Linked DNA regions of Mus musculus: regions 2 and 3 are each linked to region 1. The links are chromatin loops, found by intact Hi-C in ENCODE. Cell type or tissue: left cerebral cortex. All regions are shown on one strand. Links, peaks and the distances in the headings refer to the core of each region. The heading gives the core; the rest is flanking DNA.

Region 1 (8,184 bases), core at 2,109-7,108:
AGGCAACAAGTCTACAAGCCTTTATGTCAACAGCATCCTTTCTGAGACAGGAAACACACCACATATAATGGGTCATTAATTCTACTGTATATGAATCAAAAGCACATGGGGGACGTGCGCTGATTTGACATGGTACCAGTCAATCAAGAGTGAAGCAGAATCAGCCATGAAAACCTGGCCCTCACTGACAGAGCTTCTGAGACAACTATGTATTCTTTGCTTCCTATAGATGGATCCTGGCTCTAGTAGAGGCCCCCCACCCCCATTTCACTTCTTCTGCTCTCCCTCTACCACACCCCGTCCTCCATCTCTTCCTCCCGGGTGTATAGCACCCTAGATGGTTAAAATTAGCAGCATAAGTTTTTTCAGAGAGGGAGTGGGGTATCCCAAAGGGTTGTCTGCTCAGCTGTAGCAATGCAGCTGGCTCGGGGAGTTTCGAAGTCCTTTCCAGTGTGCTGTCCAGAGACCCGGAGAGAAAGAAAGAAACCCCCACTGGATCTGGACTTTGGCTTCTGGGAGAACCTGAGCCACTCTACAAGGTGCAGCCTGGGCATCCTCTGTGACCTTCAGAGCCAACAGCCAGCACTAGGGGTGTGTTGGTGGACTAACAGTTCTGGGGCAAGACTGTGGGGCACACAGACTGAAGAAGCCAGCATCCACAAGTCTCTGATGCCAGTTCCTTTTGTTTCCGTGGAGCTACTTAATAAGATTCTTCATGCATAAAATTAATTTTTTTGCCCTCTTCTATCGGCCTTCACCACTAAAGGATTTACTCACACTTTTGTCAGATTTTATTTATACATGCAGTAAAGAGGACCCAAATCCTAATGAAGGCTGTTAAGGCCTATGATGGGAAATACAAAGGGATGCAGAGAGCAGGCAGGCATCCAGGCTCCCCTCGGATGCCAGGTTGCATTATGCGGAATCTCTCTCCCGTAGAAATGCCGAGGCCTCCTTCATCCCGAGTGCTATCTCAAGTCAGATCCTAACTTGCTGCTGAGGGAGAGGGGCTGGAACAGAGCTATTAATAAACAGTGTGAATAATTAGGCTTCATGGGAATTTACTGGTTTCCTTACATAATAGATTTATTCTCAAATCTTTTTCAACTCTATCTTGCTAGAATGCTCCATGGCCAGTGGATTGCTGTGTCGAGTGTCTGCTGGGAACATCTCTGAAGCTGCAATGGGAGCAGATATGGGCAACATGCTTGATCGTAATGACTATTCCTGATCACTGAGCATCATTTAAGGCCAGCCCTTGTGCCACACACTGTGCCTACATGATGTCATCTAACCACACAACAGCTGCTGCCAGTCTTGCTTTAAAAACAAGGAAACTAAGGCTTCGGAGAGGGGGATGTTATAGTTACCCAAGGCTACATACCAGTCCTTGTGGAATTGTGCCTCCCTAGTCTGTAACAAGAAACCCCAGGCCTTTGGCCATTCTAAGCCAAGTTCTCTTCTAAAGACTAGAAGAGACAATGGTGCTATTAAGAACAAAGACTAGCCTAGAAATGGGACATGAATCTGTTTCCTTCTCTTTTGATTACTGAATACTATGTAACCTTGAGAAAAATACCCCCATGTCTCTGTCACCTCCCCATTTTCAAGAATTTGCCTATGGCTTGAAGGAACCTGACAAGCTTCTAGAATTTTTATTTCAGAGCATTATCTTCCCCTAGTTAGCAGCAGAGTGTGGAACACACATATGCTAGCTCCTAGACGCTAACAACTGAACCCATTTTTTTCCATAGCTAAAACATTTGAAACTTTGCCACTGTGCAAAGAATACGGGGATGGTCTAGGATTTCCAAAGCTCGGAGTGACTGCCAAAGATGCAGTAAGATATCACACATTTTTCTTGCTCACCCACCTCTTGCCAACACTGGAGATTCAGATTCACAATGACAACCAAAATAGAAGTCCCACAAGGTAGTTAGGTTCTGGCAACTGGAGATGAAAAGCTTAGTAGAACCCTGTGGCCTTGCCCCGTGTCAGACACCTTTCTGTGAAGTCCCCGAGAGTTCCTGATGCTTCGTGTGCTAGAACAGCTTACACTATTAGTAACTTATATTCTCTACAGGCAAACAATGCCACTGGCCATGGGATCACAGAGAAGAACACCAAAGACACAAAAGACCTTTGTGTGGATCATGGGTTCTAGTCTTCAATGCTGCAACAAATGGATCATGGCCATAATCCTTTCAAGAAAGGCTTAACTCAGAAACTACAGAGCTGAGTGCCATGTTAGCCAGTGGTGTTTAAGAAAACCCATCAGTGTGTTTACAGCATGAATGAGCAGAAATCGTACAATATGTTGAGGGATCTATCTATCTATCTATCTATCTATCTATCTATCTATCTATCTAGTATTCTATTTGTAGGGTACCCATACAGCTAAATAGGAATGGGCCCCAGAGAAGGGTATTCAATGTATAAGGAAGGAAGGGAGAAAGACAGGAAAAGAAATTGAAGAAGAGTGTTTGAGCTGGATATTAAGGGATGAGTGGAGACATGGGACAGAGCCCTAACAAAAAATAAACAATTCTTCACTTACTGTACTACATTTCATGAGAGAACGGCTGCTTAGCCAGAATCATGATATTTCCTCAAAGGAATTTTGGTCACCTCGATGTGTAATGCTTTGATCACCAATGCATCTACTCCCGATCCCTTTTCTAAATGCGGCCCACTCTCGTTTGCTTCTTAGGAACCTTACTGTGAAATCCACCCCAAACTCTCTGTCATGGACACTGTAATGGAAGATTACAGCGAACAAAGCATGTACGTCTCAGAACAATCAACAAGGCGACATGAAGAGAGAATCTGGGGCCCATGGGACCCTTGGCCAGACAGACACACATGATTCAAGCACTGGGCAACAGGGTGAGGAAAGCCAAGGACTGACTCTACAAGGAAAGATTTGTGGGAACAAAACAGAAGATGAGCAAGGCCGGGCACCATTATTATAGCTACTAAGTTTAATGTCTCAATTGATGACATAGAGAGATCAGAAACATCTTTTAAACTACAAAGTGGGGAGAAATAATTTAAATTCTTATCAGGTTTGGCAATGAATTATTGACCCTCTACTCGGTGCTATTAGAGAGTACCACAAACAACAATATGAACTAACCTGTACCCCCCAGAGCTCGTGTCTCTAGCTGCATAAGTAGCAGAAGATGGCCTGCCTGGTCGGCCATCATTGGGAAGAGAGGCCCCTTGGTCTTGCAAACTTTATATGCCCCAGTACAGGGGAACGCCAGGGCCAAGAAGTGGGAGTGGGTGGGTAGGGGAGCAGGGCTGGGGGAGGCTATAGGGAACTTTCCAGGTAGCATTTGAAATGTAAATAAAGAAAATATCTAATAAAAAATTGAAAAAATATATATTAGAGTACCACAGATGGAGAAACAGAGAAAAATATATCATTAGAGACTATGAAGTGCAACATGAAGGCAGAGACCCTCTGTGTTGTATGGAGATGAGTAAAAAGTACAGAGATCAGAGCAAGAGGAAGCCAAACCCATTGTATTGTGAGCTCCATTCCTGTGGCTACAGTGTTTCGTTATTCTTGCCCGTGTAAACACAAGTGCCTCCACCTTCCACTAACAACGCCCCATTTTCAACCTAAAAGTTCTGGAAAACACATTTAATGCGTTAGAATCACAAGAAAAGTGTTAATGTATGAGAGCGCTGCAGGCTAGGTTAACCTGAACATTCCCTGGGAAGGTTGCAACCTGCTAAGCTGAACGGCACCAGAACCTATGGTTACTTACCTGTATCTATCCTTTTGTTCAATAAACGTCTACCATCTGATGAGGTAGAGCCGGTTTCAAAAATAAACTAGGAAAGTCCCTTTCTTGAGAGCTACAATGCAATAAGGTAATATGTATTGATGCCAATAACCAAACATGAAGTTTATAGAATCACTATGTAAAGGGGTCCTTCTCTGAGAGCTTAATGAATACTGTTTCATCCTTCTAAAAAAAAAAAAAAACTCATGAGGTATGTAATATTGGCATCATCTTGGATATACGGGACTAAAGTATAGCAAGGTAAATTTGTTCATGACTCTCAGAAAAAGTAAGAAGGAAACCTGGTGTGTCTTGCTCTAGGGCCATGCCTCTGCTTGCATGCAGAGAAATGAGTTCTGGGGGGCATTAGAAAGAAATAATGCTTCCTAAATGAATGTTATGCTGTTTTTCAAGGAAGGAATTGAGAGCTCTGGGCAGTGGATCCCTTTCACAATCCACACAAAGGGAAGAAAGTCTGTATGTGGGAGGCAAGATGCCATGGCTCTGTGCTTGATGCTGGGAACAGATGTAACGCCATGGCTCCGAGTCAGAATTTTCCTCTCCAAGGAGTGAGTCTGAGGCATTTAACCAGTCGGCTCATGATGTGCTTAAGAAGAGGCGAGTGTATTCTGAAATAAGCCTTCTTCCCAGATGTTGCTGAAGATTTGGAAATGGCAGAGTTGTTCCAAAGAACAAGCCAGCTACATAACAATGTTTTCTTGAGCATTCAATCCAAACAGGGTATTATCTTATCTATTTCTTTGAAGAGCCAACAAGCGTTAAAAAAAAAAAATTGAAGGGTTTTTAAAAAAGGTTTTGTCTATGCTGCCTAGCTTTATAATCCAAAGGCTTAGTTCACAGACTTTAAAAAAAAAAATCCAGATTAATTCACACTTGAGCATTTGGGTGAAATAGCTATTTTCTAACAGGCAGGCCAATTTTCTTCTTTCTTCAGTATGTTCCTGGCTTTGTCATTCCAGTTTATTCTCTCGTGCAGAGAACACTGCACTGTAGCCTGTTTTCCTTTGATTTTTGTTTTGTTTTGAAATCCTAAGAGAGCATCATTCTACCACCCTTATTTTCAATAAAATGCAAATAGTGTATATATTTAGAATGGATTGGTAAATAATTTATAGCCTATATAATAAATTATTTATTTACTCCAGGCATACATATTTAGAATATGATCATGCATATTTTATAGTCTGTGCCACTGCTAACGAAACAAATTAAATCAGCCTGCTGTAGCTCTGGGCTACCCTGAATCACACACACACACACACACACACACACACACACACACACACACACACACACATTGCAGTGTTCTGCAAGCAATCATGCCTCGACATACTTGTCAAAGTTATTGCATTGCAGAATTTTCCAGAACATTCAGGCTTAGGGGTCTCTTTCAATCCCTCTTCCTCGTTTATTACCTCCCAGTGTTACTTTCTCTCCAACCTTTATGTAGCTTAATATGTACCTGACTCATTATTCCTAAATCAATACATTTTTATTGAGTGCTGACACTGCATAATTGATACTCTAGGTTTACTCTGAATACTAGAAGAATATTAACTATGGCTCTTCTATAAAAGTGACAATCCTGATAAGTTATATGAACACTTTAAATTTAATAAACTGATGTACATATAAATAGAAAACTAACACAACCAGAACAATGTAATTATTATAAATATTATTCAAAAGATATAACATTTAAGTGGTTAGAGAGATACCATTTGGCAGAATTCTGAATTTGAACATATATGGAGATTTTGAGACTTGTGACTAAAATGGACTTCCCTGCACATCACTTATATCACTTCTATTTTAGAAACTTCTATCCCATATATACATCTATTTAATTGAGACAGAGTCTCTCTTAACTTACCTGAATCTAACTATATAGCCCAGGCTAGCCTCAAAGTCACAGAGATCTGCCTGTATCTGCCTCCTGGCTGCTGGGATTAAGGCCTAAAAAACCATGCCTAGGATTATTAAACATTTTAAATAGGTACACTGTGAAATACAAAGCATATGTAAAATGCAGTCATAGAGAACCATCAAAGACCAGGGCATTTGAATACAAGATCATGTACTGCACATAGCAAGACAGTTTTAATTCTAAAAACTCTCCCTTTGGAACCTCGATGAAGAACTACTTTAAATCCATTGACCTGCTTTTTTTTTCAAGGCAGTGCCTCGGTGGTCAGCCATGTCATGCTGGAGCGGGGTATCTCCTTCCCAGTCCCTGGCTGTCAAAAACTCACTAAAGTGGACGATGAATATAACCTTTGCATTTTCTGTGAGAAGCGATTGGCCACAAAAGTAGCTGCTGGTGGTCTGAGTGAAGAAGGGTGATGTGGTCCAAATCATTGGTGGAAACAACAAACAAGGTTTTCCCATGAAGCAAGGTATCTTGACCCATGGCAGAGTGTGCCTGTTGTTAAGTAAGGGACATTCCTGTTATAGACTGAGGGGAACAGGAGAGAGGAAACATGAGTTTGTTTGTAGACATGTTGTGGATGCCAATCTGAGTGTTCTCAGCTAGGCTATTCTTTTTTAAAAAAGGGAAGGATATACATGAGCTGACAAATACTACTGTGCCTCACGGTTGGAGCCAAAAGAGCTAGCATAGTTTGAGAGCTTTTCATTTTCTCTAAAGTTAATGACTGCCAATACAGTGTCAGAGAGCCCAGGACCCAAGTACCCAAGATTCAGTGTTCTGTTTTTCCACATACCTTGTTATGTGAATGGTGATACATTTTGCTAAAGAAGCAACACACTGAGACAACACAAGGAGGAGGCTTCAAATGAAGGAAGCCAAAGGGAAAAACCGGCTAGGAACAGATCACCAAGAAACAAGGGCTGTCCTCAACGAGAGCCGCTTCTTCTAAGTCTAGATCCAGGCAACAAAAGTGACAAATAAATGACCAGACCTTGAAAACAAATCGACACTATTTCCAGAGTATTTTCTACATCCCTTGACCTTAACTTGTGCTGGCTACTCATTGGAGTCCTCTCAGCAGTGTTCTACCGAGTATCTTGTAGACTGCCCTCTTAACAATTGAGAAATAGACTTCAAGTCATTCAGGCTCCAAAGTCCGGAAATGCAGCGGTCTCTACTGCACTGTATCCAGATAACTACGGCATAAAATTCAAGAAAAATTGTAGCCTCCCACAGCCTGAAGCAGGCTGGTGCAGACCTTGTCGCTACTGAGGTGGAGCCACCTGGGCTGTAGCCTTCCGACCTAGATGGCTCTATTGTTCTGTCACCTGCCACTGCTCTTCTCCGAGAGACTCTGCTACCTGCTGAGTGGCCCTTGAGATTATTTCGGAGACTGCATCCAGCAGATCACCTACAGGCTGGCGACAGGCACCAAGAATGGATTGGTGGAGGACGGGCCTCCCCTCTTTATAAGCACAGACCCTTAGTAAACTTTGGGGCCTTGAACAGAAACATGTCTTGGCCTCCATTATTTCATACAGCTCCAGCCTCCCACTCAGGAACCCAGTTAGTGTGGCCGCAGGCAGCTACAAAAAAATTACTAAAGAACAGCTCTGACACCAAAACCAAGACCCTAAACTGAGCTGCAAGACTAAGGACGTCCACTATTTGGGGACTGCAGAAGACAGGCATGTGACCGCTAACCCTGCTTTGCAAAGAGAGGAAACACACCCTGCACTTGCCCAAACAGCTTGTCTCAGGGAAAAGCTAAGTCTGTCATTCCATTCCCAATGTAATCACTTGCTCCTCCCTTATCCTTAGCTACCAAAGGATCCAGCTTGGAGTATGTAATCCAAGTTCTCCTGAACGCTGGTCATTGAATGACTAGGTCCTGTAACCTGATCACAGTGTAGCAAGAACTCCAGATGCCACTTCTCTGGCATTAAATAAAGTTGCTCTAGCTGCCAACGTCTTCTAAATTCTCATCATCTATGTTTTCTTATAGAGTTAATGCTCACTTACTCTTAAAATCGTTGCCCCTGCACATGGAGAGAGGACGCTGGGAAGTGTGTGACGAGTCCTTGGCAACAGATCAATGTTTGGCAGTGTCTACACTTGAATCTTTAGGCTGTCTGCTTTTGTCAACTGTCTTCAGCATTGCGTCCACAAGGACATCATGATGGGTGTGAAACACAAATAGGCACTCAAACAACTCCTGAGGAGGTTGAGGGCCTAAGCAGTGAGCATGATTAGCAGAAAGGAGGAGATCAATGGAAAGGGAATGGACAGACATGGGTCCAAGATGATAATACAGTGTCAGAATGACAGGCAGTGAATATATATGTTGCTTAGGAGTTTAAAATTGTTAGAATGTATTAGTTGTACCCAATAATCATGTCATATATGCATTTAATGTTCTTTAGCCATGTTTTTTCCCTT
Region 2 (8,184 bases), core at 1,216-6,215, 45 kb after region 1:
ACAAAATCATCATTAAAAGAGGCCATTCATGCCGACAAACCGGGTGTGTGTGTGTGTGTGTGTTTTTAAAGTCTGTCTTGGATTTTAAAATTAGTGTCCAAAAGATCTACATGTTTAAATTGGGATCTTTATAATTGTTTGTAAATTGGATTTTTCATTAAAATAAAAAGAAAACCATACAACCACATTATATAGTTGTGTGTTAGAAACTATGATTCCTTGTGGGGGGGGCTAAATGACATTTTTTAAAAAGCTAAATATTTTCCTCAAATGTAGGACAGCTTTAGTTTAATTTCTACCCCTGCTTTCTATAAAGACTATGGACACAAACCATAATATGCCTTATCCTCTCCTTTCCCCATCTCTAATGCTGGATGACGTCTTAAGTCCTCTGCAGTGCTATAAAGGCGATTCTGGTCGCATTCACTTAAGTAATGCCGCCCTTATTAATATATTTGTGTGATTCCCATTTGAAGACTCATTTGAAGCCTCACACTGCATGCAGTTGACAATACTTCATAGTCTTGCCCCCACTTGACACCCTCCCTGCACCCAGGCTACTGAGAGTTTTGTTTTCCCTAGTTTGCACCTATAGTCTCTCAGCCTGTTAGCCCCAAAGAAAGCTCAGGGAACAGAAGGAAGACTTAGACAAAGCAAGGGACTGGCCCCTGGACCTGGTTGTAGGGAGAAATTGGCTTCATACCTATGTTCTCTCTAGTCCTAGAGACTGTGTACAGCATAAAGAACAAATCCACATTATAGGACTGACATCCAAATACTGGCTCTGTCACTCTGGTTCATGTGAGCATGAAAGAAATGTTTTCAATTTGAATAAGACACGGCTCCTTTTCTGTAAAATGAGAACAATGTTAAGAAGTGATTAGAAAGTGTGAAAGTGCCTGGCATAGCTGCACACTCTGAGTGCTCACCACAGGCAGGGTGACACTCATTTCTTTTCTTTCTGGAATTCCATTGCTTCCCAGAGTTCTCAGAGGTTAGCAACAAGAGTTCCATAAAGCAATAGTCTATGTACCATAGAGACTCAAACAGAAACTTATGTCCTCCTTGGGGTTTGTTCACAATGAGTATTGGCTCAATAATCACCTTGTTTAAGGTTATCCTAAGGTCATCTGCTGTTCTCTCCTCTGATGCTTGTGTTTAAAAATACATGAGGACTTTTCAGTTCAGAATCATGGGAGAGCGAAAGAACATGAACCTCAAACATGATAAGGATATATTTTAGTGTCCCTTATCCCACCCTTTGGATGACAAGTGCAAATTAGTATCTATCAAAAGGGGGCAGAGTTCTGGACAGCAGCCAGAGGAAAGAGACTGTGGCTAGGAATGATCTTGGTCAACATCAATGTTGTTTCTAATCAGGGATCAATATGTGCCCAATTGGAATTCTGAGCTTAGACCTGTCAAGGCTATATCTCTATAGTAATTTTTAGTGCTACATCCAAAGAGACCCAGTTATAAAGCAGAGGTGAAGCTGTATAATAGCTGGTGAGCTCCTGCTCTTAGAGGCGCTCACCTGGTAAGGACAGAGGTGAGGCTGGGTGGAGCTGGGGCCTCAGTGGCTGAAAGACTCTGCTTTCCTTCCCCGTGGTGGCTATAGCCCTCCACAGCAAACTCGGGAGCTGAAAATAACGTGGTTATTATTTTATGTTCTGAAAGTCAGAAACCCAGCAGGGTATACAGAACACTGGGCTAAAATTATAGCTCTTCATAGGGTTGGTTCACTTCGGAAAACCGAGAAGGTAACATGTTTGATTTTGCTTTGTTGTCTTAGTTTTTGACAGCCATCACATTCCTGGCCATATGGCACCCAGCCCGTTTCAGTAGCAGTAGTGGTGATGTACATTAAGTCCTCAGGGCTCATCACAGGGACTCTCTTTCCAGCCTCTTCACTGACAGAGGCTGGTGTGCCCACAGTGGTCCTTCCTGGGTAATCTAGGGTCATCTACATACTTGAAGTCAGTTGACAGATAAAGCTAAGTCTAGTCGAGACCTTAATTTCACTACACGCTGCTACATAGCTGAGTATTCTGAGCTCTCTTTGGGAGGAGAGGCTTATTCTGGGTCCACAGGGTTTCGTGTTTGTAAGTACAAGCGTGGCAGGAGCTGTAAAGATCGTCAGAGCTTTTTGGTTTTTGGTTGTTTCTGGAAGGTGACGACTAGATTGAAACTGTCCCCAAAGACGGAGATTAAGTAACAAAGGAGAACTGAGAATAAATAGAACAGTAAGACTTGGAGAAAGAGAGAAAGAGAGAGAGAGAGAGAGAGAGAGAGAGAGAGAGAGAGAGAGAGAGAGAGAGAGAGTTCTTTTCCGCTGACTCACACCCTTCAACAAAGAGATCCCATTTGAAGGGCCTGGAGAGAGAGATGGCTCACAGGTTATGAACACTGGCTGCTATTCTAGAGGACCTGGGTTCAATTCCCAGTGCCTGTATGGTGGCTCACATCCATCTGAAATTCCAGGTATAGGGCATTTTCTCTCTTCTAGACCCTTTGGGCACTACACAGACATACATGAAGGCATAATACCCATACACACAAAATACTAAAATAATTAAAAATATATTATTTCGTTTTAGAAATTCCATCTAACTATAATGGCGGGAAAGAATACTACACATGGTACTAGTGGAAATAAATGAGGGACCTAGCAGTTGTGAATCATTAGATTTAATATAACACCATACCTCTGACTGTATTTGCTATGGCCACAAAACAGCATTTTTTATTTTAGAGCAAGAAATTTTATTTTTAGCTTTCATTGAATCTATTTTAGCTCTCTTCAGTGCCTCTTTCTTTCTTTTTTTTTTTTCTGCCTTGACCTAGTATTCAGTGACTTAAAAATTGAATAACTACTAAATGTGCCTGCAGGAGGTGAGAGAATACATCATAAACAGTCTAGATCAAAGTTTTAGTGAGCATTACGTTAGATGCAACAAAACAGGCACTGCGGAAGTGACACAGCACATCGGATGAACTTTTTTGAGAGAACTGTTGTAAGACACTAGAGAAGCAAAGAGGACAGGAGTCTGTCTACCTGGAAGCCCTTTAAGACATGAAGGCCTCAACTCCTGGACCAAGCCGGGTCTGAGCTGAGGTCATCACTGGATACATTGGATACACTGTAACTGGATCAATGTTACATTGGTGCCTTGTAGTTTAGAATCTGAACCATGTTCAGAATGCTGGTTGTTACCTATCTAATTTCTCTTTCCATAAATATCCCTGTTATTTTCTTTTTACCTCTCCACCTGTGTTCAGTTAAGCTTTTCTTGCATTTCATATACCTTGTAAGCCACCTTCAATCCCCTATGGAACCAGCTAAGGTGAATCAGATCAATTTATAAAACAGTAATAGGCATGTGCCTGTGGTTAGCGTGTGCTCACCAGCTTGCTCCTGGCTGTTTTGAGCTTTTTCTCTTGAGAGTCAGACAGGCTTCTTTGGGGCTGTGAAGCTCTGCTCTGGCAACTCTTCTGAATTCCCTGACTTTTCTATGGTTTTGTCTCTGAAGAATGGAAAATACGTATCTACATTCCTGTAATGCAAAATAACACACAGAATCTGGCTATGTTTTCTTGTGTATTTCAGATGATCTTCTCAGGTGCCTTAATCTCCGTTACTTCATTTTAGTAGGAAAAGGAGACAGTCCTAGAGCATCAGGAAATGAAATGCTTTCTAGGACTCTAGTATCCACAGAATCCCAGGGTTTGTTTGGAAAAGATCTATAGATTCTAGTACTATTTATCTGTGTGGATTCCATACCAGCTTCTAAAGTAATGCCTTACTTTGCCATACTAGAACAACTTAAAACAAAATAGAAAAAAAAAGAAGTAAAAATGAAAAAAAAAAACCCACAAAATACAGGGGTATTTCTATCTATAAATCAATAAATCTCATTAAATATATCTCATTAAAATCAATTCATAGTAATTATTTCTCAAATTATTCTCTTACTATATACATTGATCCAACCCAAGATCTCAAACATCTTTAAATTACCCCAATGCATTTCATTTATACAAGGAAATAAATGCTGGAGACAGAGAAGGAGGCTTACACAGCATAAAAACCTTTTAGAGAAATTCAGGATATTTTGATTTTATCCTAAAGAAATGAAAATCATTGAACTCTTTGACTTAGAATAGCATCTGAGGTGTATTTGGCAAATATAATTCTGAGTACCAGTAGAGACTGAGTTTGAGGAACCAAAATAAGACAGTGAAAGAGGGTACCAATGTAATCCAGGGAACTTTGATAACCGCTTTGATGGAGATCATAGCATTAATAGAAAGTAATAAAGCTGACAAAATTAACATCTTAGTGTTATCAAATTTGCAGAATTTGCTGGTGAACTGGAGTTGAGGTATGAAGGGAAGAAAGATACCTGACAGATAATGTTCTGAATTGGTAGTTACTCATGTTCTATGCAAATGCAAATCACCTCGAGGAGCCAGGTTAAACAAACAAACAAACAAACAAAAACAAACAAAGACTTGATAATTATTAGACCCTCAATCCTTGGAATAGTAATGAGATTCTGAACTTTTTTTTTGTAATTGTGTTATATACTCACAGTACAATTCCAATTATCTTCTATGTGAATGTTTATGTGCATAGAAACATATATACACGTACACATACTTAGGAAAAAGTTTAGATGGAATTATAGTAACATGTTAATAATGGTTGAAAGTACCAAGGTTTTGAGCAAATAAATGTTACCACTATATTTATTATAACATTATAATTAAAGTTATAACTCAGTTACTTCACAACTCTTCTTTCACTGTTACAACCTCTGAATAATTTCTGTTTTCAGTTCATTGAGCAATCAGATTAAGGTTCTACATATGACCCAAGATAACCTCCTTCCTCAAGATTATTTATTTTAAAAAAGTGAGTAGTATCCCCTCTTTCCTGTAAGATGACATATTTAGAGATATAAAGCTTGCAGCATGGACATCTGTAGAATGCCACTGGTCTCTATGTCCCACTTTTAAAGATAAGCTTTAATTAAGAATATTTCTTGACCTAACTACTTCTCAGCTGCTCTGTACTATTAATAAATGGTGACCGAGAGTTTCCAGGTCTCCCTCTGCTCCATCAGAAAAATTGGTTGATTTACGTCTGCATCATCTCCGATAACTGATCGTGACTTTCTTTCCTCGTAGCAACAGACCTGTGAGATAGTCACTACAGGGGTGGCAAGAGAGGCAGTTATGCACTTGTTAAGCCTGTAACAGTTTGATAGAAAATATTTTCAGCAAAATCATAGAAGAAGATTTCTCTAACCTAAAGAAAGAGATGCTTATTTATGTACAAGAACACCAAATAGATTGAACCAAAAAGAAAATTCTCTTGCCACAAATTACTCAAAAGTTAATGAACAAAAAAAAAGAATATTAAAAGCTGAAGAGGAAAAAGGCCAAGTAATATATATTAGAATTATACCTGACTTCTCAATAGAGAATTTGAAAGCCAGAAGGGCCTGGGCAGATAGATGTCATGCAGTCTCACAGGTGCCAGCCTAGACTACCATATTCAGCAAAACTTTCATTCACCATAGAAGGAGAGAACAAGATACTCCATGACAAAGCCAAATTTAAACAATACCCATCCACAAATTCAGCACTACAGATGAAACTAGGAAAAAAAAAAAACACCTCCAACCTTAGGAGGTTAACTACACTCAAAAAAACACAGGTAATAAGTAATTTCACACCAGGAAAAAAAAAAAGAGGGGAAACACATACTACCACCACGAAGAACACCAAAATAAGAGGAATTAACAATCATTAGTCTTTAATATCTTTCAACATCAATAGATTCCCTGTCAAAATAGATATCTACAAAACATTTCACCCCAACAATATATATATATATCTTATTCTTAGCACCTCACAGAACCTTCTCCAAAATTGGCCATATACTTGTCACAAAGCAAGTCTCAATAGATGCAAGAATATTTAAATAACCTCCTTTATCTTATCAGAACATCCTGGATTAAAGCCGGACTTCAACAACAACAGAAAGGACAGAAAGCCTACAATCTCCTGAAAACTAAATAACTCTCTACTCAGTGACCACTGAGTCAAATTAAAAATGAAGGAAGAAATTAAAGACTTTCTAGACGTCAATGAAAGTTGTGCTCCTCCACCCTCCACCCTGCCCCCTCCAGCCTTGAGCTGGCTGAACAATCTCTGACACTGGAGCCAGGTGTCTGGCCTTGCTACATTTATATCTTCCTGACAGAGAACTGAGAACTGCCAGCCTGCTGAACTACTGAAGAGCCTACTTTGCAACTCATTCTGGCTGAAACAAGCAACAGAACCCAGCTGAAACAAAGGGATGGGTTTTCCCATATATATTTAGTGTCATACATTAAAATTTGAGCCTTGATCAGAGAGCTTTGTCTTGGCTTGTTATTTCTCTTGATCTCCTTCCCATCCATCTTCAGCTTTCCCTTCAGGAACCCAGTAACCCCTAGGTGGCTACAAAAATGAAGGCACAACATGCCCAAACTTATGGGACACAATGAAAGCACTAAGTACCATCATAAAGAACTTAGTGAGATCTCATACTAATGACTTAACAGCACACCTGGAAGCTTTAGAACAAAGAGAAGCAAATGTACCCAAGAGCAGTAGATGGCAGGAAATAATCAAACTCAGGGCTGAAATCAATAAAATTGAAACAAAGAGAACAATATAAAGAATCAGTTAAACGAAATTGGTTCTTTGAGAAAATTAACAAGATGGACAAACTAACTAAAAATAAGAGAGAATATCCAAATTAACAAAGTCAGTAATGAAAAGGGGACATAACAATAGCTGTTAAGGAACTCTAAAGAGTCATTAGGTCTTACTTCAAAAGCTGTACTCCACAAAATTGGAAAATCTTAATGAAATGGATGATTTTCTAGACCGATACCACTTACCAAAGGTAAATCAAGATCAGGTAAACTATTTAAACAGCCCTATAATCCCTAAAGAAATAGAAGCAGTGATCAAAATCTCCTACTCAAAAACAAAACAAAACAAAACAAAAAAACAGACAACAAAAAACAAAACAAAACAAAACAAAAAACCAGAGCCAGATGGTTTTAGTGCACAGTTCTACCAGACTTTCAACAAGAGCTTATACCAATACTCTTCAAACTATTCCACATAATAGAAACAGAAAGATCACTGGCAAATTAATTTTATGAGCCACAGTCACCTTAATACCTAAATCACACAAAGACTCATATGACAATGCCTGATGTAACCCACCATATAAACAAACTGAAAGCAAAAAAAATCATAGTGTCACATGGTTATCTTGATGCTGAAAAGCCTTTGGCAAAATCCAACACCCCTTCATGATAAAAGTCTTGGAGAGATCAAGGATACAATGTACATACCTAAACACAATAAAGGCAATAAACACCAAGCTGATAATCAACCTCAAGTTAAATGGGAAGAAACTTAAAATAATCCCTCTAGAATAATGGATAAGACAACACTGCACACTCTCTCCACATCTATTCAATATTATTCTTTTGAAGTTCTAGTGAGAACAATAAGACAACTAAAGGATAACAATAAGACAACAAATTGGAAAGGAAGAAGCCAGAGTATTGCTATTTGCAGGTGATATGATAGTATACATAAGTAACCCTAAAAACACAACCTACCAAAGAACTCCTACAGCTGAAAAACACCTTCAGCAAAGTGTCTTAATTCAAAATTAACAAAAAAAAAAAAATCAGTAACTCTCCTATATACAAATGATTAAGCAGGCTGAGAAAGAAATTAGGGAAACAATACCTTTCACAATAGCCACAAAAATATAAAATATCTTGGTGTAACTCTAATCAAGCAAGTGAAAGACCTGTATGACCAGAACTTCATATCTTTGAATAAAGAAATTGGAAAATATATTAGATGGTTGGAAGAGCTCTCATGCTCATCAATCAATAGGATTCACATGGTAAAACTGGCCATACTATCAAAAGATTCAATGCAATTCTCATCAAAAGTTCAACACAATTCATTACAGAAAAATACTCAATTTCATATGGAAAAACAAACCAGGATAGCTAAAACAATCCTGTACCATAAAACAACATCCCTGATTTCAAGCTGTACTACACAGCAATAGTAATAGAAACCATATTGTACTGG
Region 3 (8,184 bases), core at 1,216-6,215, 190 kb before region 1:
GTCCCAAAGCTTTCTCAGTTGTAGTACTTCATGTCTTAGGTCTTCATTTGAGAAAGGGAACTCCCACTGAAATTAACCAGACCATGGGAAGGGCTGTAGTCAACCCAGTGACCAGAAAGGGTAAAAGGGGGGGGGGAGGATATTCCATCAGGAGATTGGGAGGTGAAGTCAGGTCTTAGCATTGTTTCATTCACGCCTTCGTTGCTTTCAAAGTACATGGCTGCTAAATTTCTAGAATTTCTGCATTTTAATATAAATTTACTATGTACTGCAGATATGCCTTTTATTCCGAAGTTTACATCTCTACTCTCCAAAGTGTATTTATCTTTGTTTCTGTTTTTCCCCCACATTTTTTCCAAATGCATGCATCTGTACTCAGTGCTAACCATGCCTTTGATCTTTAATAAATTGTCATATCCATTTATCATTCTGAGCAGCTTCCACGTTCAATGCCAAGACTGTCAGTGCAATATAAGATCAGTAATTGGTAAGCATCCATCATTTCTAAAGTGTTATGTCACTGAGTTCTTGGCAGTCCACAATAGTTCACTAACCTGAGTCTTGTTGAGTCAGAATTAATGTCAAGTGTGTTTCTTTCTTTCTTTCTTTTAATGTAAAAGAATTCAAAGGAAAAAAGTCTACCCTAAGCATTGAAATTTTACTAAACCATTTATGTAAGCAAACCAGTGTTGTCAGATGCAATTCTGAGTGTTCCAAGCATGACTGGCTGACAAATCAACTGCCTATTATCTTACTGTCATTAAGATGGAGAGATAGTGATGAAGGAACCACAGGGGGACAGCCACATGGTAATTACGCTGGCTCCTTTTCTTTCTGGGAACTAAATAGCTTGGGATGCAGCCAGCAGGGACCTGTTAAGAACCTCTTACTAAAGGCCATACATTTACAAAATATACCTGACATTCTCTCACAGTTCCCAAATGCCTACTGATCTGGTTCTATCAATATTCACCTTCTACCAGTAATATAAAACACAGGAGAAAAAAAATACCATAAATGAAGGTGTCCATGTTGCACCCCACTTCCATCATAGAATTTTATTCCGCTAGGAGAAACAAGGCTGCCGAGTCCGGGAAGCCCCTACATCTATAATGGCACTCTACGAGGAGGCCTCTGACACTAGCAGCAGAAATGGCGGAATCATTGGGTTTCCAAAAATCTATTAGCTGAGTTCCTACTCTTGCTTTCAGAAGCTCGTCCAAAATCTCCATCCTTGCTGCTTCCAGTCACCACATAGCACTTGCTGTCATGCAGAACTCTAAACACAGCTGGCCAAACAATCAACCCAGTTAGGCACAGAATCTGAAGGGAGGCCATACAAGCAGACGCACCAGAAGAAAGAGCCACAAAAAAGAACGCTCAAACTCCCCCTTCTTCCTCCTGTTCAGTTTTATGTGTGTTCTATTGATCAGTTCAATGTAAAAACAGTGAAAGCCCCTTAACTTCTGGTTACTGGCAATCTCTTTCTATTGCACCTAAGCCAAGATGGACTCAGTGAAGAGTTTTCCTATAAATCTGTCCAATCCTCCTGCAGAAATCACCAAGGATGGCCCCAGAGTTCAGGTTTTATTACCACTTAGTTGGATACATTCAGAGGATGATAAGTTGATAAGCCCAAGACAGTGGTCATTTGGCTTGAAGATACGGTAGGAAAAGTACAATTGCTTTTTGAGAAGAATGTAAAGACAGAACATAATATTTTAGGAAGGAATATAGTTATGGAATGGAAGAGCACGGGGCACTCAAGGCATTCCTCTCTCTCTTTCCCGCAGTCAAAGATCCTTAGAATCCCCCTGACTCAACAGGGCTTCCAGCCATCTGAAATGGGAATTGCTCAGGGTCCACATGTTCAAAGGCTGAGCAAGTCTTGCTATCAGCAAATCCCCACGACCCTCCACTTTAACTGTGGCCACCTGTTACCAGAGGACTGAGATCTGGAATAAAGGGAGCTGCTAAGTTAATGGATGTAGGCGCAGACTCCTGATCTGAATGATCACTACTGGCCACTTTCATCAGGTTTCATTGGGTTTTCACCAATGGAAAAATTGTCATCTTTCAAAGCAGTGTATGACAACTGCCTATAATACTGCTTACACGGTAGCTACACATTTATCTTACTGGGGAATTAATTGAGGAGGAGCAAAATCAACCTTAAATGTATTAGTGTGTTTCTATTATGACTTATCTCCTCAACTCCAAATATAATCTTATCAAAAACTATCTACACTTAACAACATAATGGCATGGCTGAGAAATTGACTTAGCCATTAAATGTAGATGGCTAAATGTTGGGTGGTATTGGTGGCCATCTGGAATTCCAGCCTTGAAAAACAGAGAGGGATGCTCCCCAGAACAAGCTGCCTAGTGTTAGTAGTCCTATCCAGGAGCTCTGGGTTTGATTGAGAGACCCTGCCTCACACAGTTACATAGAAGATAGTTATTGAGGAAGGCTCCTGGTGACAACCTCAGCTTTTTACATGCATGCATCTTTACTTGCATGCATACCTTCATCAAAACATCTAAACATGCACACTACATACATGTACGTGCAGAAAAGGAAACAAAAAGTACACACAGGTGTGCACACACGTGCGTATCCACAGGAGTCCCCTGGTCCAGTGGTCTTCTTATATCCAAGGAGAGTCGAATTTTATAGCCCAAACTGGCTTTACCAAGACCACATTCAAGAGTAGAAGCAGGAGAGTAGACGTGGAATCAGAACTAAGATTTTCTCAGTCCCACCTGGGCAAAGATTATTTCAATTTTATAGAACTGTAGTAATATTCTAAGGTTTGAAATAAGCGTTTAGGGAAAGAAACAGTATACATTAAAAAAGGACCAACATGAATTTTGTTAACCTCTCCAGTAAAGTCTTTGAGATACCAGAATAAAAAAACGAAAAGGCACTCATGGTTACCTAGCAATGAGATGTCTGGTTTTATGTGTCATCTTGTTTGAGCTATCAACCTTTGGCCAGTTCACCAAACACTCGTTATGCAAGTGTCTATGAAAGAGTTGTTGGGAGATAGGAACATTGACTTGGTATGCTGAGGTGAAGAGATTCCCTTCTTTGCTTGAGAGGTTCAAATCCAGTGAATTCAGGGCTTGATGAGAACAGAAAGCCTGGCCTTTAGGTGGTAGGAACAGCCTGCTTTCCAAGTGGTTGAGCTTGGGACTGCAGTTGCTTCAGGCTTCTCGATTCAAACTGAAATTGAAATAGTTACCCTGTATGAAGACCAAGCTGTACATCTGCTACATGGGGGTGGAGTTGTGGGGGTGGGGTGAGGTTAGGTCCAGCCTATGTTCGCTCTTTGGTTGGTGGTTCAGTTTCTGGGAGTCAGTCCCCAAGGGTCCAGGTTAGTTGATTCTGTTGGTCTTCCTGTGGAGTCCCTGCCCTCTTCAGGTCCCTCAATCCTTCTCCCAACTCTTCTACAAGACTCACTGAGACTCTGTATCTGTTTCAATCAACACTGGGTTAGAGCCTCTTAGGGTACAGTTATGTTTGGCTCCCATTTGCAAGCATAACAGAGTATCAATAGTGCCAGGGATTGGTTCTTGCCCATGGGTTTCAATTTGGGCCAGTCATTGGATGGCCATTCCCTCTATGTCTGCTCCATCTTTGTCCCTGCACATCTTTGGTCTTTTTGTGAGTTGCTGCTTGTGCCCTGGACTGCCTGATGCCTGACCCTACTTACCCTTGGAGGTTGGGATGAGGTGGCACAGAATCAATGGCACAGACTCCAGGAGCAGGTGAGATTGCTGCCACAAGCTCATTTAATAATCCACCCACATCTCATTGGTCCCAAGCAAGCATCTCTTCCAAGCAGCAGTTCTCAATTGGCTGGTATTGTCTGCAGCAGCAATCCTTGGTTTCTCTGGCAGTCTTCAATTAGGTCCTCCTGCAGGAGTTGCCTTTGTGGTTGTGTGACCCCAGTAAAGCAGAGACAGCCACTGCCATTCCTTCTATAGTGAGGCCCCAACCACTGGAGCAGGGGCTGTCTCTGACTCTGCTGCCTGTTTGTGGATCCCATTCCTCTAACGGGGCTGCCTTGTCCTGCCTCAGTGGGAAAGGATGCACATAGACTTGCAGTGACTAACGTGCCAGGGTGGGATGACACCGGGGGGGGGGGACCCCTTCTCAGAGAAGAACGGGAAGGGGGATGGGAGGGGGAGCAGTATGAGGGGGTACTGGGAGGAGAGGGGGGGACTGATATTGGATTGTAAAGTGAATAAATAAATTATTTAATTAATGAGAAAAGAAAACACCCCCATAGGAAAAAGGGGGAAGAAAAGAAGAAATAGTTGCCTATCTCAGAACTGACCCCCCTCCTCTTTTGTAGACCTGAATTTAAATAGTAGGTCTCCTGGGTCCTTTAGATGCAAATAAGAGATTCAGTGCTCTACCTGCATCTCCATTTTGCTTACTGCATGTCTTGCGAGCCTTCATAATCACCTGCAGTAGCCTCCCCAGCTTCTCTCTCCAGGTAGGACTCTGGCTGATACAGTTAAACTTGTTAGCATTGTAAATGCCTCAGTTTTGCTATTTCTGCCCCAGCATTAGCATCTCCTTGAAAGCTCAACAATCAAGACTCACAAGGAACCCACTTTGCTCTGTTCAGGCAACTATGTTAAAGCGTTTTCTTCACATTTATTTTTTTTTTATAATTGTTATTTCATAACTCAACCTGTTAAAAGACAGTTTTCATACAGGACTGCATAATTCCCACCACATGCGAGATGAAAATTGTGCAGGAACCCACAGTAATGAATTAAAATTGTACTAATACTAGTGCTATATCTATAAATAGACAGCCATTCTCATTTATAGCTGAACACAGACATGCTGTGCTGTGCTTGCAAATGACCTGATTGGTTCAGGATAATAAATTGCTAAGATATTCAAAGGAACATGTTCTTTGGCTTGCAAACATCAAACAGGAAGGAGATAACAAGGATGGGACCATGCAAAGCATCAATTATACCCTGATACAATACAGCCTTAAGGGTCACATCCTTAGGTACAGAAAAGCCAAAGGCATCATTTTTCTCTAAGGAAGTCACACAGCTCCATTTAGTGCTCAGTCATTTGGCAAACATAGGTTAGTGTCTTTAAAGTTAAAAAGTAAGGTGAAGGAGAAATAGTTGCCGTGAATTCAGCAGTGAAATTTAGGGCCTGTTGTCTATTACAGACCTAGGGTAGTGGATATAAATGAAAGCCAAGGCACCTTAGTTAGGGTCTCTACCACTGTGTACAGACACCATGACCACAGCAACTCTTATAAAGGAAAACATTTCACTGGGGCTGGCTTACAGTTCAGAGGTTCAGTCCTTTATCATCATGGTGGGAAACATGGCAGCATGCAGGCAGACATGGTGCCAGAGAGGTAGCTTGTCATGTCCAACTTGGCCAGCAAGCAAAATGCAACCACCGGTTCTTCTTAAAGCAGTTTACTCAGGCAGCTTCTTTCTTCAAATCCCCCACCTCTCTAGTTACAAGTGTTTTTCTCCACTCCAGCTACAACCACACCCCCACCAATCACCACAGGTCACATCACCTCACCAGGCAGGCTTGCTCAGCCAATCAGGGATTAAGGGCAGGCCATCCACCAAATATGGGCTTGTTTACTGCCTGGAATAGATTTCCATCCGGCTGACCAGGGAGCCCAGAATGGCTTCCCACAATTCCCCCTTTTATATTTTATTTTATTTTATTTTTTTGAACAAGCTCCATGGGTGAAGATAGAGGTCTGATCCCCAGTGTGCAGAAATAGGGGCCATGTACAGGATTTCTTAGGCTCACAGGTTTTTACCCAGAGCAACCCTGACCTGCTCCCGTGCCGTTTTTTTCCTGGGGGAAGGACACTAGGACACTCAACCCTCATGCAATCAGACATACCTCCCAGAGATTGTCAAACAGCTTCCAGACTAACCTCTGTGCAGTGCTTAGCCATACAACCCTACAGAGCAATGTCTTCATTGTTCATTCTTCATGGCAGCTAGCCAAATCTGAAGTGACTGCCCTGCTTCCACTGTGGCAAAAGCTTGCACCACCATGGCGGCAGTGTGGACCTGGGCATTCTGGAACCGACACATACACCATACACACAACATGCATGCCAAAACAAGGGCCACAGCTAGGGCACCTATCCCAGTCCATTCTTTCCCGATGCCAAGCCAGGATCCACTCAGGTAGAATTGACAGTGACAATCGCCAAGCAAAGCTCATTCATCTTGCCATCAAAATTTGCAGTCCACTTTAAACACCAACAGTATTCCCCATCTGGGTTCCGTACCCATCAGGGGCAGACACATGCTCATCACCAGCAAGATCAGCTTCTTCATTTTGACAGTGTCGCACTAGCCGCTCTGGAACCCACACTGGCTCTGCGCGATTCTGTGGAAACATGCAAACAGACCCTCTCCCCCAGGCTAACATGGGATCGGGATCATTCCATGATCCTGTAAGCACATCCTTCCATTTAGCATACCCCAGTTTACTGGGGCTGGTATTAGCATGTCGTTCAGCAGCAGAGCGACCTTCCTTATCCCATTGTAAAAAATTTAACGTAAAAAGAGCTGAGGAGAGTCTTATCTTTGGGGTATGGCCATAGCCTATTCCCCCTTTTTGTTTTATTAATAATTCTTTTAAGGTTCTATGTGCTCGTTCAATGATTCCCTGGCCTTGAGGATTATATGGCAGGCTGTGTTTAACTTGTACTTCCATCTGTTGACAAAAAGACACCAGGGTTTTGGCAGTATATGCAGGGCCATTATCTGTTTTAAGTTGTTGGGGTTTACCCCAAGCTGCCCAGGCCTCCAAACAATGCTGTATAACATGGGAGGCCTTTTCCCCTGCCATGGGCGATGCATAAACTATTCCTGAACATGTGTCAATGGATACATGAACGTATTTCAATTTGCCAAATTCTGAAAAATGTGTGACATCCATCTGCCACACCTGCAGAGGGAGCAATCCTCTAGGATTCACTCCATAAGAAGGTGGGTGTTGAAACTCAAGGCAGCGTCCACAGGTAGTGACTACATCCCGAGCTTGTGCTCTAGAGATTCCAAATTTTCTCTGCAGAGTTTTAGCATTAACATGAAATTTAGAATGAAATTGTGAGGCTAACTCCATAGGGGATGCTAAAAATATGAACTCCATACGAGTACAATTATCCACAATATCATTTCCCCCACTTAAGGGTCCTGGAAGGCCACTATGGGCACGAACACGTCCAATATATAATGGTTGACATCTTTCCCACAGCAACTTCTGTAATTGTAAGGCTAAGGCTTGGATGGTACTACGAGCTTTTATTTGGCCTGTCACTTCTAGGGATAAAACTAAATTAACTACATATTGTGAATCCGAAATTAGATTAAAAGGAAAATCACAATCCTTAATGACCTCAATAACTATTTGTAATTCCACCATCTGCGGAGTACAGGGATACTGCCTGACCACAGGATCTTTCCCCTCTACCATATATACTCCACATCTGGTTTTTGATCCATCAGTAAACACGTTAACTGCATCCTTAATGGGTGTTTTCCTCACCACTTGAGGGAAAATGACTGGATGTTCCTTAAAAAAGGTCATTAACGGATGTTTGGGATAATGATTATCAAATGGGCCCTCATTAATACAGGCTAAAATAGCCCACTCATCAATATTTGCTGTTAGGACCTTTTGCTGATACCCATCATAAGGGATTACAATAGAGCTGGGTTTTAACAATGGGCCTTCTTGCCACAATAATCCTGTGGGTTGCATCTCAGTAGGTAATATTATCAACATGATGGGTAACCCTTCTCTACAATGCTGAAACTGGGCTTTAATCAATTCTTCTTCCACTAGGGCAAGGGCCTTTCTGGCCTCAGGTGTTAATTCCCTTTTGGAACTTAACTCTGAGTCTCCTTCTAAAATTTGAAACAAAGTATGCAAGGAATCAACCCTCAACTGTATCTTTTGAGGCCAAAAGGCCTTAGGGGCAATCCTTGCTCCTAAATAGGACACTATTTTATCTTGTTGCACTTTCTCTGGTGCAATATGCAAACCCTATTGCCTCAAACTCTCCACCATCTTTCCATAGGCTTCCTGCAAATACTTTTCATCCTTTGCTGCAAGGAGGATGTCATGAACACAGCGAAGTTTGGGATATT

What was found. A loop is a pair of places that touch in the nucleus more often than their neighbours do. Peaks named below come from ENCODE experiments on the same cell type or tissue, not always from the same donor. Only the 100,000 strongest peaks of a DNase experiment are listed, where the experiment ranks them.
Region 2: a loop joins it to region 1, with 2.2 times the contacts of the local background. A loop is called at or near these places in 3 of 42 quality-filtered maps.
Region 3: a loop joins it to region 1, with 2.3 times the contacts of the local background. A loop is called at or near these places in 3 of 42 quality-filtered maps.

Annotation. Positions count from the first base shown.
Region 1 is chr17:65,167,043-65,175,226 of GRCm38, reverse strand. It overlaps the pseudogene Gm49865. Among named protein-coding and RNA genes, the nearest start is that of Gm35228, 70 kb to the right of the region's middle. In left cerebral cortex, for the core only: no CTCF peak of the experiment used is centred there; a DNase peak (open chromatin) is centred at 4,332; H3K27ac peaks cover 1,284 bases.
Region 2 is chr17:65,121,036-65,129,219 of GRCm38, reverse strand. No RefSeq gene overlaps it. Among named protein-coding and RNA genes, the nearest start is that of Gm35228, 24 kb to the right of the region's middle. In left cerebral cortex, for the core only: no CTCF peak of the experiment used is centred there; no DNase peak of the experiment used is centred there.
Region 3 is chr17:65,358,337-65,366,520 of GRCm38, reverse strand. The region is part of intron 13 of Tmem232 (transmembrane protein 232); the gene reads left to right. Among named protein-coding and RNA genes, the nearest start is that of Tmem232, 180 kb to the left of the region's middle. In left cerebral cortex, for the core only: a CTCF peak has its summit at 3,171; no DNase peak of the experiment used is centred there.